Regions from separate parts of the Homo sapiens genome. Here regions 1, 2, 3 and 4 are each linked to region 5. Evidence: chromatin contacts called from ENCODE Hi-C or POLR2A ChIA-PET data. All regions are on one chromosome and are shown on one strand. The core of a region is the stretch at or near the end of the contact, and the rest is flanking DNA. Distances in the headings are between cores, read along the strand shown.

Region 1 (2,700 bases), core at 66-2,565, 2.2 Mb after region 5:
CAATTATGTGGGAAGACAAACCCCTGACCTAAATGATGTATCTCATTCTAAAACCACTCATCTTTGCTCACAGCTCTACTCTCCTTGCTGAAGTCCATGAAAGTCACCAAAAGAGTCTGCAAAATCCTTTGCATGGACAGATACACTATTTGTCTTCCTCCTTACCCCACGTTCCTCCAGCCAGTTCCCAACGTATTTGTAAGCTGATAAAAATGGAAGACCTTGAGAGGAAGAGTCAACAGAAAGGAAAATTTAGGTAAAACACAAGGAGAGGGGCTCCAGTATATGTGTTTGGGGGTGGAAGGAGTGGGCACTTATGAATAAATCTTAAGTTTCATCACTATTGTGTATTTTTAGTTTTACATCACGCCCATACACACATGAGACAGAGCCCAGCTCTCCATCTTCCCCGACATACCCAGGGTGGACCCTCCCACCAGTGGTCCAAGTGCACCTGTAGACCAGAGATCAGCTTATTTTAAGAGTTTGTAAACCTCTATTACATGAGATATCCCTGAATAATTCAGCTAATTTAGGAGGAAAATGGAACACTATTAAAATATCAAATGTCTAAAAGTAAAAGCTTTTTTTAAATTTGTAAACAGTCGGTGCTCATGACCTTTTCAGAAGGAGCATATTGGTCGGAAAGTTAACAGTAAAGAATACATGTGTACCAACGTAAAACAGAGAAATTCCATAAGGAAATGGTTGCATAGAGATGCTTAGTGTTTATACTACCCCCATGAAACACCGGAGGTCAGGAATTTAGAGGTATTTAAATCTATGAAATCTGTGGGTTTTGTTTCATTTTGCTGACATACTGTTTTCCCTTCAAAATAAGAGTGAACATTTACTATACATTTGTAATGACATTTACAATCAAGGTGAAAATAGTCATGCCAACCATAATCATCTGGAGAAAAATACAACTGGCTTGGTTTTATAGGATTTCTCAAGGAAAACTGCCTCTCATTAAAGGGGACCGGGGTCAGGGTAAAATATGACTTGGTTGGCACTAAAGAGTGACAGCTAATTTAGCATAAGAAATAAAAATGGCACTAATATTTCATATTAGAACACGTATTACTAAGTTCCGTGTGAGAACACAGTGAAGCCAGTACAAAGGTATGGGGGAGGGTAAGGGCGCCCGCAGGCCCAGAGGCCAGGGGAGTCCAGCTGGAAGGGAAGGCAGCGGGGCGGCCGACCCAGGCTGCGAGTGCTTAGGGGGGCTGCGGGGGAGGGCGGGGACTGGCTGTTTGGGAGGAGCGGAAGGGAGGGAGAGGGGGCTGGAGGGGAGGCAGGGTGGCTGCCGGGAGGGTTTGGGAGCCGGGGAGGCCGAGGGAAGGCTGGGGGTCTGAAGGGGCCGGGTCCGCTCCACAAGTGCCGCAGCTCACCTGTGCCGATCTGCGCCTTGAACCGATCCTGCAGCCGGGTCACCAGGGCGGACAGGATGTCCATGCCCAGCAGAACCACCTGCAGCGGGAAACACCGGGAGCCTGTTAGCAGCCGGCCTGCGGGGCAGCGCTCCCGCCCACCCGCTCCGGGGAGGCCTAGACATTTCCGGCCCAGACGCAGTCCGAGAGTCCAGACGCATGCCGACTGGAGGACCAAAGAGATTAGCACGAAGAAGGATGATCTTCCACAAAAAGAGCTATGTACAGCTATAATGGAAAATACTCGGTGAGGAGAAACGAAATAAAAGGCAATACAGCGTAGCCAAACCCGGGTTAGCTGCGGGTGGAGTTCAAGAGCGCGCCGCGGTCCCGCCCCCGCCAGCCCCGCCCCGGCGAGAAAAGCGTATGCAAATTTTCGAGCGGCCGACGCGCGGTCTTCTGGGTAAAACCGAGCCGCCGCTTTTGCGACCCTTCGGGAGCCTCAGAAAACAAAGAATTGGGGTGTCGTCGAAAGCTGTGGAGGCTGGAGGTAAGCTAGCTACCAGACCGACTAGGGCGAGGCTCACGAATTAATTACCACAACCCTACCAGGTATTGGCGCTTCCTGCTTGCAGCCCAGGGACTTTCTATTATAACCATCCTTTTCTTGGGGTTGCGCTACTGTCCAATGAGCGCATAGTGAGGGCAGTACTGCTAACGCCTGAACAACACACCCGCATCAACTAGAGCTTTTGCTTTATTTTGGTGCAATTTTTGGAAAAATGAAAACCTGTTTTCATAGACTTATCAGTTCAAACAGCAGTAATTCGTAAATAAACTAGTACTTTGTGGTTAAACCAGTAGAGGGTGCACAAGACGCGTGGTTTTAGTGTCGCAAGTAAAGTTCTTTCAGTTTTTGCGGTGATTAAACGGGAAGGATTTCAACAGAACTTCACCCCTTTAACTTTACGCCGATCATCAACTGTTCTGTAACTTCCTTATGCTGAGTCAGCCCAGTAGTCTAGGTCAAGTTTCAATAGGAGACGAAGTTTCAGTAGGTCTTTGCACCTCACATAAAATGTAATCCAGGTCGGGCGCGGTGGCTCACGCCTGCAATCCCAGCACTTTGGGAGGCCGAGGGGGGCGGATCACGAGGTCAGGAGATCGAGACCATCCTGGCTAACACAGTGAAACTCCGTCTCTCCTAAAAATACAAAAAATTAGCCGGGCGAGGTGGCCGGCGCCTGTAGTCCCAGCTGCTCGGGAGGCTGAGGCAGGAGAATGGCGTGAATCCGGGGGGGTGGAGCCTGCAGTGAGCAGAGATCGC
Region 2 (2,700 bases), core at 55-2,554, 2.4 Mb after region 5:
ATTTGAAAAACAAAACATTAAATCCAACTGCAAAAATCTTACCCTTTTACTTCTGGACAGCCTGAACCGTGTCACAGTGCCAAACTGGGAGAAATATGAAAAGATCTGGGTTTCGTCAAGTAGGTTAGGTAGGTGGCGCACATAGACTACTCCAGGAGTAAGTTGTTCTTGTTTTTTTCGCTAAAGACGTAAAGACCAGGTAAATTAAATATATAAATAAGAAAATCACATTGTAACAAAACCCCTAGCCCTCGGCCCAAGAACCTATTCTGCATTTCCACTTACCACAGTAGTAATTAAAGAACTGGCTGTTTAGTGTTTCTCTCCCCACAAAGGCCATGGTCAAGCAGTAGTCAACTATCTTTCCAGCCTGGCATCCCAGCACCCAGTATAATATTAGAGCTCAATAACTATGTCAATCAACGGATAAGCAAGGACATCTTTGAACAAGCCATTTTAGATCTTCTGCCCAGAGAACTCTACATAAACGTAGGCTTCAATTTGGTATGCATATTACTGTTTACTCGCACTTCATCGAAAAATTTTCGATACGCTTGTTAACTCTCACGGTACAGATTAGCCTTTCAACGTCTCAGTCATCATAGCCTTACCTCTGTAACAGGAACTTCTAAGTTTTCCTGTGTATTTTATGCTAAAAACCACAGAAAGTATAAGCGATGTCAGGGGCCCTAGTCAGCAAGTGGAACCTGGCAAATACTCTATTTTAATAACTCCCAGATCACCAACCCGGCATACAAACTTCCCGAATGTGTTAAGTCTGGGGCTCCCATTTTTGGGGGAAACGCGGAAGCGTGACAGCTCTAACCCGGAGATAACCTGTGGTATAGGAGCCTATTCCCTCCAGCTGGTTCTTTCTACTGCTTCTGTCACCCCAATACTTCCCCGTTACCCTCCACATGAAGGCTCCAGGGCCTCAGCGGCCAAACCCCTCCATCATTTACCGAACAGCGTAAACCCTTTCGTCTCGGAAACCGTGGCCTGCAAGCTTAAGAGGTCGGTCCCTGATTCGGTCGAATCCACTTGGGAGACCCTGGAGGTAATGAAGGCGAGCACGAAGGCAAGGGGCGCCCGGGCCGGAAACCGTGCAACCCCAGATACCCTCTAGACCCGGTCCATCGCCCCCGCTCGCAGCCTGGGCCAGGGTGCCTGCTCACCTGGGTTATGCGCTTGCGAACCTGCGCCACCTCCTTTTGAAACTCGACATCTTCCTGCGGATTAAGCGACAGGATTGGCCCAGCCGGGCCAGAAAAAGTCGCCATGCCAAAAGCCGCCGACGCTAACCACGCGGCGCTCCCGGAAACGTCGGGCTCCCAGCTCCCCCGAGGCGGAAGTAGAGGCAGGACAGGGGCGGGGCGAAGCGCTAAGGCGAGGCGAGGCGTGGCGAGGGGCGGGGAGGGCCATGAGTCGGGCGCGGGGTTGGAGCAGGAGTTGCCCGGAGAAGCGGGGGCGGGGCACGGGGTGTGGCGAGGCGCGGGGCGGGGCATAAATTGCGCCAGGGGCGAGGGCGGGGCACGAGGTCGTGCCGAGAGACTGGGAGAGGCGTGAGTCGCGCGGAGGCGCGACATGGGGCGTGACGAGGAGCGGAGGGCGGGGCGTGAGTAGCGCCGAGGCGCGGAGGCGGGGCGCAGGGGCGTGCCGAGGCGCGGCAGCGGGGTCTGGGGCTGGGGCTGGGCCGTGGGGAGCTCCCGCACCCTCGGCTGTCGGGGCGCCGGCTGGCTTCGCTTAAGAGTGCCTGAAACAATTACGTTCACGCCTACTTTCAAAAAAGGTCTAAAATAAATTCCAAAACAGTACCTGTGTCCTTGAGATGCTGCTCTCATTCCTCAATTTGCTTATTATTATTATTATTTTTTTTTGAGACAGAGTTTCGCTTTGGTTGCCCAGGCTGGAGTGCAATGGCGCAATCTCGGCTCACTGCAACTTCCAACTTCCGCCTCCCGGGTTCAAGCGATTCTCCTGCCTCAGTCTTCCGAGTAGCTGATTACAGGCGCCCGCCACCACTCCCAGCTTAATTTGTACGTTACCACTCCCAGCTTAATTTGTATGTTTAGTAGAAACGGGGTTTCACCATGTTGGCCAGGCTGGTCTCGAACTCCTGACCTCAGGTGATCCACCCGCCTCAGCCTCCCAAAGTACTGGGATAACAGGCGTGAGCCACCGCGCCCGGCCCTAATTTGGTTATTCTTTCACTCACTTGTGTGTGAGCTCTCCTGTGTGGCCCCGTCCGTCCGCGGCCCTTGGAGAACTTACAGCCTGAGGGCAGCATGGCTGCTTTAAGAGACCAAAGAGGCTTGTGGGGGAGAGGCACACTGGGTGGCGCCGGAGGGTCCCCCTTAGGAGGTGGCGTTAGCACCGAGGCCTGAAGGCTAAAGAGCGGGGTGTGGAGAACCGAGCGCCTGCCGTCCGCTGGACCGGACAGGCCTGCACAGTGTTCCTAGGTCTAGAAAGAAGGACGCGGCAGTGGGGTTGGAGCCCAGCACAGGAGGGAAGAGCTGCGAGGCGGCAGGCTGGAGCCCCATGACTGTGTGTCAAAGTATGAAACTGGGGTTTTGTAAATGCGAGGGGATGGGCGGGTTTAAAGCGAGGCTGTGGCTGTTTGCATCTTTCTTTTCTTTTTTTTTTTTTGAGACGGAGTCTCGTTCTGTCGTCCAGGCTGGAGTGCAGTGGCGCGATTTTGGC
Region 3 (2,700 bases), core at 72-2,571, 2.4 Mb after region 5:
TGTGTGCCTAACTCTAGGTAAAACGGAGAGGTGACGAAAGTTTGTATGAGAACAAATAGGATTCTTTAGGACAGACGAATGGGTTTTGGGAGAACAAACACGAGATAAGAAAGGGTTTTTTATTTTTTTTGAGACGGAGTCTGTTGCCCAGGCTATAGTGCAGTGGTGTGATCTCGGCTAACTGCAACCTGTGCCTCCCGGGTTCAAGCGATTCTTCTGCCTCAGTCTCCCGAGTTGCCGGGATTACAGGCGCGCGCCACCACGCCCGGCTAGTTTTTGTATCTTTAGTAGAGACGGAGTTTCACCATGTTGGTCAGGCTGGTCTCGAACTCCTGACTTTGTGATCTGCCCGCCTTGGCCTCCCAAAGTGTTGGGATTACAGGTGTGAGCCACTGCGCCCGGCCGATAGTTTTTTAAAAATGTAGGTGCTAGTGGTCTTACTGTCTTCTTCATGGACATGAAATTATTCTCATATAATGAGAATTAAATATGATCCTTCATGTAAAGAGTTTAGAATAATGTCAGAAACAAAGCAAGCAATAAATTATCATTTAGTTGATAAGAATCATTCCAATTCATCTGGCGAGTGCAACACACACACACACTGTATTTGTGTATGGAATAACTGTTCAAGAACACACACACAGTATGTGTGTATGAAATAACTCTTCAAGAACAAAGGGGAAACCGTTATAGGGCATGAAAGGGGAAACCGTTATAGGGCATGGAAGGGGAATTAGGACAAGGTGTGAGTGGAAAGAGAAACATCCCACCGCACACGCTTAAAAAAGCCGTTTAATTTAAAAATAGGTAATACAGCCATACAGAGAAGACATTAAAAGATCTACACAGAAAATTTTCGCTCCCAATCCATTCCCTACTCACAGTCCTACATACGTTACTTTTATTTTCCTTTTTTTTGGAAATGCACTGGCCCCCTACTCTCTCACGAAGGCTGAACTCTCTCTACATTCTTCTGCACCTGTTTTTTGTGCATACTCTTTCGTTGTCAAATATTTCCCTCCAACTGTTGTTGTGTATGAAATAAATACACACATATAAGCTAACCAGCCCCACTTGCCCGCACCACCTACACGCCCGTCCCCGCCCTCCCTCAGGCCCACGTGCTCCGAGGGCCGCCTTCGCAGGTTGTTTCTGGCGATGCCTGTCTGAAGGCCTCAGACTGAGGCCCCGCCCACTCTCCCTCTCCTCTGCCCTTTGGACGCGCGCCTCGGTTCCGAACGCAGCGGACGGCGCCTCAGGCAGCGCGGCGGACAGCCCGTCCTCCGGCGCGCCGCGAGCCTCGGAGGACCCTAGCGACGGTCGTGGCGTAAGACCGGGGGGACGCGGCGGTAGCGGCGGCCGTTGCGATTGATTGCGCTGGTTGCCTGCGGCGTCCACTTCCTTGGCCGCCCTTGCTACACTGGCTGATTGTTGTGCAGCCGGCGCCATGTCTGTGAGCGAGATCTTCGTGGAGCTGCAGGGCTTTTTGGCTGCCGAGCAGGACATCCGAGAGGCGAGCCCCCTCCCTTCCCCATTCCCTTTGCCTTTCCATGCCTAGTTGGGCCACTTCGCCCGGCCCTCCTCTGTCGCTCAGTCTCGGGCGGTGGGGACGCCTCCGAGGGTGGGTTGCTTCCCCTCTAGCTTTAGGTTAGGCACTCCCCGCCCCCGCCCAAAATTTTGCTGCTCTGTCCTGATTCCCCGTGTTCGAGTCTCAGCTTCTCAGCATCACTTGCCTCGTTTGTGTCAGTTTTCCTTCTTTTCAGCACTTGTTTATATCGAAGGCTCGATTAGCACCTGGTCTTCAGCGAATGAGCGTTTCGTGTATTTTTGTTGGTGTCTTAAAAGCACATGTGATCTGCTTAAAACTCTCCTGTGATTTCCTATGCCACACAGGATAAAAAATCAGACTCTACTGTGGCTCACATGGTTTCTCTTCAATCTCGTTTATGCTCTCTGTCTTTGTGTATGATGTTCACTTTACCTCTTCTAGTGCCCCAAATAGCTTCCTGCCTGTTTGCTTTTCCTGGAATTTGCTTCTTTCCCGTTCTTTTCCTGATTGTCTCGTATTTATCTCATTGGCGTCACAGTCTAAGCGATCTATTTCCTGTTATGTTTTCTAGTAGCACATTAACTTTTTTTAATGTGTGTAATATTGATTATTTTAAAAAAATCTTCTCCCTCATTGTATGTTAAACCGCCAGAGGGAAGGGATTGTGTGCTTGGTTCCCCGGTATTTACACAGTGCCTCGCACATAAGTATGCTCAGTGAATATTTTAAAAATGAATTAGAGGCGGGGAGCGGCGCCTCATGCCTGTAATTCCAGCATTTTGGGAGGCCGAGGCGGCCAGATCACCTGAGGTAAGGAGTTTGAGACCAGCCTGGCCAACATGGGGAAACCCTGTCTCTACTAAAAATATAAAAGAACATTAACTGGGCATGGTTGCGCACACCTGTAATCCCAGCTACTCGGGAGGCTGAAGCAGGAGAATGGCGTGAACCCGGGAGGCGGAGGTTGCGGTGAGCTGAGATCGCGCCACTGCACTCCAGCCTGGGTGACAGAGCGAGACTCCGTCTCAAAAAAAAAAAAAAAAAGAAAAAAGAATTAGAAATACCCGACTCTTGTGTTGCATTTAACTCTTCATTTTGCAAGTTGCGTTCACACACGTCATCCATTATAATGTCCCAATTGAATACTT
Region 4 (2,700 bases), core at 76-2,575, 2.3 Mb after region 5:
GAGCAAACGGAGCCAATATCCAGGATCCCTCATATCGAGAGGTCAGTTACCGTCGTAAATAATCGTAGTAATAAAAACAATTTCTAATGCCAGAATTGAAAACGGACTGTGGCACCCAAATAGGGTCCAAGGTACATGGCGGCATGAAACTATTTCTCGCTTCTGACTCTTCTGCATCACGGTCTCCCAAAGGACTAGAGAATCTGAAGCTCTCATTGCCACATCTACAAATGAAAGTATCATGTTTAAAGAGCTCACAGGTTCTACGAATGGTCAGTATTTAATGAACGCACCCCACTACACAGAAACTCACCCAGCTGCAAACTCAGCTGCAAACTCACCACAGCGTGCTTTCAGACTCCACATTAATTTTTTTTAATTTTAGAAGCAAACAACTATTTTAAAAATATTATGTAATAATTTAAACTCTGGAAAGCCCCATACTCATCCCAGCAGCTCGGAAAACGGAAAGCAAAATTCGATTAGCTCCATTGTACCTAGCCAGGCTAACGTGCAAGATCACACACTCATCTTCGTCAGAGCGTCTCTGCCAATACCAAAGAACAACAAAGGCAAGTTGAGAAGTCTGCACAGGCTTAACTCAGCACTTGTTCGCTTTCCCAGCTTCAGAAAGAAGCTCTTCGAAGGCCCCGGGAACCAAGGGGACCTTGTGCATCCCATCAAGCCGGCCGCTCCGCTCGGCGCCGCTCGCGCAGCTTTTGTCTGGCCCGGTTGGGAGCCCAGGACGGGAGCCCGGGCCGCCCGCCTCCCGGCACCCCTTCTCTCTGGATCTTTCTTCACACCCATCACTCGCCAATGACTAGTTGTTGTGGGTTTCTCTCCCTCGCCCCCTCCCTTCCTTTCAAACGCGCCCCGGGCTCGCTGGCTTCTCCCACCCGGCAGGGGAGACTCGGGTTAGGAAGGGGGCCCGGGTGGGGTCTGGAAAAGGGAAACAGAGAGGGGCACACAAAGCCCGACTGACCCCAGGGCCGATCCCCTCCCTCTGCAAAGCAGCCTGGGCTCAGCGACCTACTGGTTGGATAAACAACCCTCGCATCCCGCTCCTCGCCAGGCTCCCACCTCAGGGCCGCCCCATCCCCCCAAAGTGCACCCAAGAGCCGATGACAGCGCTGGACATCGCCCCCACCCAGACCCGGCGCCCGCCACTGCGCGGGAGGGGCCAGGGCCGCGAGAGGGCTCGGGTCTGACCCTCCGCCCCCTGACCGGGTACTTACAGCCCTGTTTTTCGTTACTGTTGCCGCTGCGGACCAGAGAGCCGCCGCCTTCTCCTCCACCCCAATGAGGTTAAGCGCTTGGTGCGGGGATTAAAAAAAAAAAAAAAGAAAAAAAAAAAAAAGACCGAGAGAGCGAGAGAGACGCCGAGGGCGCCTGCGCAGTGCGGTCACCCTTTTTCTTCTTACCGCCACCAACCCGGGTACACCATAGAGAGCGTAAACCGAGACCAGAGAGGCGGCTGCCTCTCTATGGTAACGCCCCGCGCAGGCGCTGGCCTGGCCGTGTTAGGCTTCGCTGGCGTAAAGTCCCCGGGAGCTTTGCCCCTCACGGAGAACGTTAGTTGACCCTGATGGGGACCCGTAGGGTAAAGGTTTTGTTTTTGTTTTTTTTTACGGAAAAGGTTGTGGTTAGGCCCCTTGGAAAGTTGCGACAAAACTCGAGTTAGACAAGGAAGGTCGGAACTAAGTGGCCACAGCAACAATGCACCAGCAAGCAGGGAGCGTGATAGGAAGAGCTAAAGAGGAATCGGGAAACCCTGGGTAAAAGTCGTCCAAGTGGAACTTCCTTTGGTCGGGGGTCTGATACTCGAAGGAAACGGTCTTTCACTTCTGGGTTAGGGCGTCCGCCCAGAGGGCGACTGCAATGAAGGAAATTGTGCCCTGCGACTTCCCGTAACAGAGCTGTGTGTCCACGCTCCCTTTTCCGAGCAGGCGCGGACGCTTGTGCCGGAAGTAAACTTGTTAACGGTTCTTTGCCTTTTGGGGAGGGGAGACAGCCCAGAGAAGGCTTTGGAGACCCTTGAGTCGGCCAGCGAGCAGGGTTTCTTACTTGAGCGCCTCCACAAATAAACGCTCCTTCGCTCCTCCGTCGCGTGCGTTTCCCTGGGATAATAAGTGGGAAAGTGGTGGCTTTTATTTTTTTGAGACAGGGTCTCACCGCCGTCGCCCAGGCCGGATGGAGTGCAGTGGCGCGATCACGGCTCACTGCAGCCTCGACTTCCCAGGCTCAGGTGATCCTCCTGCCTTAGCCTCCCGAGTAGCTGGAATTACAGGCGTGCACCACCCCCCCCCAACTACTTTTTGTATTTTTTTGTAGAGATGGGTTTCACCATGTTTCCCAGCCTTGTCTCAAACTCCTGACCTCAAGTGATCCGCCGTCTTGGGTCTTCGAAAGTGCTGGGACAGCAGGAGTGAGCCACCGCATCTGGCCCGGAAAGTGTTTTGGAGCGTAGAAAAATGCAAATTATAGGGCTGCCTTCAAGGATCCCGAAGGACCCACAGATTTGCCGCATCAGGCTCCTATGCACGCCGGTAATTTGATGTGTTGAGATGCACTGCCCAGTGCGTTGTTTTTACTGGAGGAGCTTGTGTGCGGAGCTCCTTGCTAGTGTATGTGTTGGGATGGGAGAGAAGTGCGGGAGAACTATGAGATAATGCCCCCTGATCCTCAGGGTCTTAGGAGGTA
Region 5 (2,700 bases), core at 74-2,573:
CCTACATTAAGTTAGCAAGTTAAGTCTGAAAGCGTCTACCTTCCCTGGGGAGGGGGAAGGTGTAGGCAGGGCAGAGATTTGTAGTCCAGCCCTCTTGCCACAAATTATGAATTAGAGAGGAATGACTTTGCTTTTTTAATGATCTCCAGAGAATTTTCCATCATTTCCCTCTCTTCACCCAGCTCCTTTGCAACCACTGCCAGAGAAGTCTTCCTTTAGCTTCTTAAACATCGATCCTAAAACACTTCCAGACACCTGTGCTGCTCCTTTCAGTTCCCATGGAGATTAGGCTGTGTAACAATCTCGCAAAGACGTTCCCCTCCGTCTCCTCATCCTCTTTTCAAACCCTTTTACGATTTCCCATCTCACTCAGCATGACAGTCAAAGTCCCTGTGATGGCCAACTTCTGCATCACCTAGCCAGTCTGCCACCGCCAAAACTCTCCAGCCTCATCTTTCTACTCTTCCCCTGGTTCCTTGCCCACGCCTTTACACTTGTTCTCTGCTTGGAATCTTCCCTCCCCTCCTTGAGGAACTTTCTCAAATGTCACCTTCCCTCAATACTCCCCCTCCTCCATTTAAAACTATAAACTTCCAACTCTCTAAGCCCCTAAAGTACTCTATATTTAACTTATTGTATAAACTACTGTCCCTACTTGTAAGTTCCAAGATTGCAGGGATTCACCCGCTTTGTTCACTGCTGTCTGCCAAGGTCTAGAACAGTGCAAGTTACCCAACAGGAGTTCAATAAACAGCCATTCATTTAACAAATATTTGCTGAGCACTTCGTCCCGTCCAAGTTTGTTAAATCAAGACAAATAAGACACCGTCCCTGCCTTTAACGCACCAGATGGAGAAATGCACCACAGACATAAATGTGCAATACAGGCCTGACACTACGGCCACAAGCAAGTCAAAGAACGTGCCAAAAGTTCAGAGGAAGAAGCCTCGGCTTCGCCTTTCGGGAGACCAGTCCAGCTTTCCACCATCACGCTGCTCATCAGGGACCATCTCCGGGGGTCTCCTCTAGACCCCAAGGGAGGAGCGGGTCCCGCCCGCCATTCCCAGGTCTCAGAGTTTACTTGTCCAGAGATGCAACTTCCGGCCTCTTCAGGCCGGGCAAGATTTAAGGAAAGAAAAGAAACATAAGGACCTCCGTTCTTCGGTCTCCGTCCCCTCCCCTTCCCCCGCGTGCCGTCCCCACAACGGGCCAGGACTGAACCCAACTCTCGACCAACTCCCGGCAGCAAAACTAAGCACCCTACTTCCGTTGTCCCCACCTGTTCCCGGCGTCCCCTTCGGCTACTCCCGGCGTTTGCGCAAGCGGTCCCACGTGGGCTCGGGCGGGGCTAGCGCCGCGGCGGGGGCTGGGCACGCCCCTAGCGCATAGCTGGCTTCTGATTGGCTTTCCGGTGCTCGCCCGAGCAGGGTTGGGGCGAGTGGACCGCGCCTCTAAAGGCGCTTGCCAGTGCAATCTGGGCGATCGCTTCCTGGTCCTCGCCTCCTCCGCTGTCTCCCTGGAGTTCTTGCAAGTCGGCCAGGATGTCTCAGGTACAGCGCGTGCACAGCCAGGCTGCGAAGGTGCAGCGGGCGGGAGGCCCGTTGGGGGCTCAGCCGGCTGCCAGAAGCTCTCGGGCTCTTTCCTTCCGTGCCCCTCACTTGCTCATGGGCCCATGCCTAGCCCTGATTCGTTGGACAGAGCCTTGTGAGCGGGATTTTCCGTTTGGGGATTTCTAAATCTGCTGCCCACCCCGCAACTGCCGGAAAGTTGCCCATGGGGTGGACTTCGCTGTGTAGCGGGAGAGGGGTGGGAGTCGAGGGTGCTTGATGGAGAGATGGGGGAAGGGGTTGCACGGATTGGAGGAGCGAGGAGACTCAGTCCCCATCCCGAAGCACAGGGCAGGACGTCGCGGCGGAGTGGGGAAGCGAGGAGTCCGTGGCCGAGAGCTTGGAGGTCAGGGGAAGTACGGGGCCGGCTGCTCAGAGTGCGGGACGAGGAGAATCGCGGCCCGGGGAGAGGTGACCCAGGGGCCCCTCCCTTCTCTCCAGTGTAGACCCTTGTCTGAGACCGAGCTATGTGGGGCGACCTCTGGCTCCTCCCGCCTGCCTCTGCCAATCCGGGCACTGGGACAGAGGTCGGTGTTGAACGCGCGGGCCCCAGGGGGAGGGAGGGGACCAACGGGCTCCGGCGCTGACACCGCGGCACTCATGCCCTGTCCCCTTTCAGCTGTTTCCAGCATACTGTGCCCCGTCTGTCCTCAGGCCAGGGCTTCGCTGCAGCCCCGGCCACTCCCTAGTGCCTGGCCCGGTGGTGGCCAGGCAGTTGGCCGCGCTGCTTCTCCCGCAGAGGGGACCCCCACTGGGGGCGAAGGCTTGGCCTGCCCTCTTCACTGCTGTATTTCCAGACCTGATGCCTGCGTTTGTGAGAGCTCTGGATATATGGTTTTCGATTGAATGAGTGAACTGGAGGGGCTTCCCCTTCTTGTGTTGCTGAATCTTTCTAGCTGCCCTGTTGGGGCAGGGAGGGGCAGACACACTTCAGGGGCTGCATTGCCCGAAGGGTGCCACCTTTCCCACCTCTCCATCCCCGTAACTGGGCTGTCATCAGGCCACAGTAGGATTCTTACCCTCTCCCACCCAGAGGAGGCCCTCAATCCTCTCCTCTCCCTTCCATTTAGGCTGAGTTTGAGAAAGCTGCAGA

What was found. A loop is a pair of places that touch in the nucleus more often than their neighbours do. ChIA-PET counts read pairs that join two places held with the same protein, here RNA polymerase II (POLR2A). Pooled maps may share reads with other maps.
Region 1: a loop to region 5 is called in a map of CD4-positive, alpha-beta T cell, with 13 times the contacts of the local background. The contact joins the promoter of CLASP1-AS1 here to the promoter of C2orf76 in region 5. A Hi-C loop is called at or near these places in 2 of 168 maps with a recorded cell type or tissue (CD4-positive, alpha-beta T cell and CD8-positive, alpha-beta T cell), 1 of 37 single-sample maps with no recorded cell type and 13 of 50 pooled maps. POLR2A ChIA-PET finds 5 or more read pairs at or near these places in 1 of 52 experiments (activated B cell).
Region 2: a map of naive thymus-derived CD4-positive, alpha-beta T cell shows a loop between it and region 5 (8-fold over the local background). The contact joins the promoter of NIFK here to the promoter of C2orf76 in region 5. A Hi-C loop is called at or near these places in 1 of 168 maps with a recorded cell type or tissue (naive thymus-derived CD4-positive, alpha-beta T cell), 1 of 37 single-sample maps with no recorded cell type and 12 of 50 pooled maps.
Region 3: a loop to region 5 is called in a map of CD4-positive, alpha-beta T cell, with 6 times the contacts of the local background. The contact joins the promoter of TSN here to the promoter of C2orf76 in region 5. A Hi-C loop is called at or near these places in 2 of 168 maps with a recorded cell type or tissue (CD4-positive, alpha-beta T cell and naive thymus-derived CD4-positive, alpha-beta T cell), 3 of 37 single-sample maps with no recorded cell type and 11 of 50 pooled maps.
Region 4: a map of CD8-positive, alpha-beta T cell shows a loop between it and region 5 (10-fold over the local background). The contact joins the promoter of CLASP1 here to the promoter of C2orf76 in region 5. A Hi-C loop is called at or near these places in 3 of 168 maps with a recorded cell type or tissue (CD4-positive, alpha-beta memory T cell, CD8-positive, alpha-beta T cell and naive thymus-derived CD4-positive, alpha-beta T cell), 1 of 37 single-sample maps with no recorded cell type and 11 of 50 pooled maps. POLR2A ChIA-PET finds 5 or more read pairs at or near these places in 1 of 52 experiments (CD4-positive, alpha-beta memory T cell).

Annotation. Positions count from the first base shown.
Region 1 is chr2:121,528,853-121,531,552 of GRCh38, forward strand. CLASP1-AS1 (CLASP1 antisense RNA 1) reads left to right here and starts at 1,316. Exons shown (of 2, transcript XR_001739683.2): 1 at 1,316-1,923. CLASP1 (cytoplasmic linker associated protein 1) reads right to left here. Exons shown (of 41, transcript NM_001395891.1): 3 at 1,395-1,473. RNU4ATAC (RNA, U4atac small nuclear) reads left to right here and starts at 2,028; the gene lies at 2,028-2,157. RefSeq lists a silencer at 1,186-1,385 and an enhancer at 1,576-1,705.
Region 2 is chr2:121,735,571-121,738,270 of GRCh38, forward strand. NIFK (nucleolar protein interacting with the FHA domain of MKI67) reads right to left here and starts at 1,305. Exons shown (of 7, transcript NM_032390.5): 1 at 1,176-1,305; 2 at 43-180. The coding sequence starts at 1,280. RefSeq lists an enhancer at 1,192-1,241 and a silencer at 1,342-1,791.
Region 3 is chr2:121,754,330-121,757,029 of GRCh38, forward strand. TSN (translin) reads left to right here and starts at 1,322. Exons shown (of 6, transcript NM_004622.3): 1 at 1,322-1,516. The coding sequence starts at 1,451. RefSeq lists an enhancer at 1,187-1,376.
Region 4 is chr2:121,648,137-121,650,836 of GRCh38, forward strand. CLASP1 (cytoplasmic linker associated protein 1) reads right to left here and starts at 1,326. Exons shown (of 41, transcript NM_001395891.1): 1 at 1,236-1,326. NIFK-AS1 (NIFK antisense RNA 1) reads left to right here and starts at 1,518. Exons shown (of 4, transcript NR_037857.1): 1 at 1,518-2,245; 2 at 2,332-2,546. RefSeq lists enhancers at 280-908, 909-1,535, 1,567-1,836.
Region 5 is chr2:119,365,511-119,368,210 of GRCh38, forward strand. C2orf76 (chromosome 2 open reading frame 76) reads right to left here and starts at 1,324. Exons shown (of 6, transcript NM_001322331.2): 1 at 1,280-1,324. DBI (diazepam binding inhibitor, acyl-CoA binding protein) reads left to right here and starts at 1,467. Exons shown (of 4, transcript NM_001079862.4): 1 at 1,467-1,550; 2 at 2,678-2,700. The coding sequence starts at 1,542. RefSeq lists enhancers at 898-1,157, 1,528-1,857, 2,388-2,587 and a silencer at 1,278-1,427.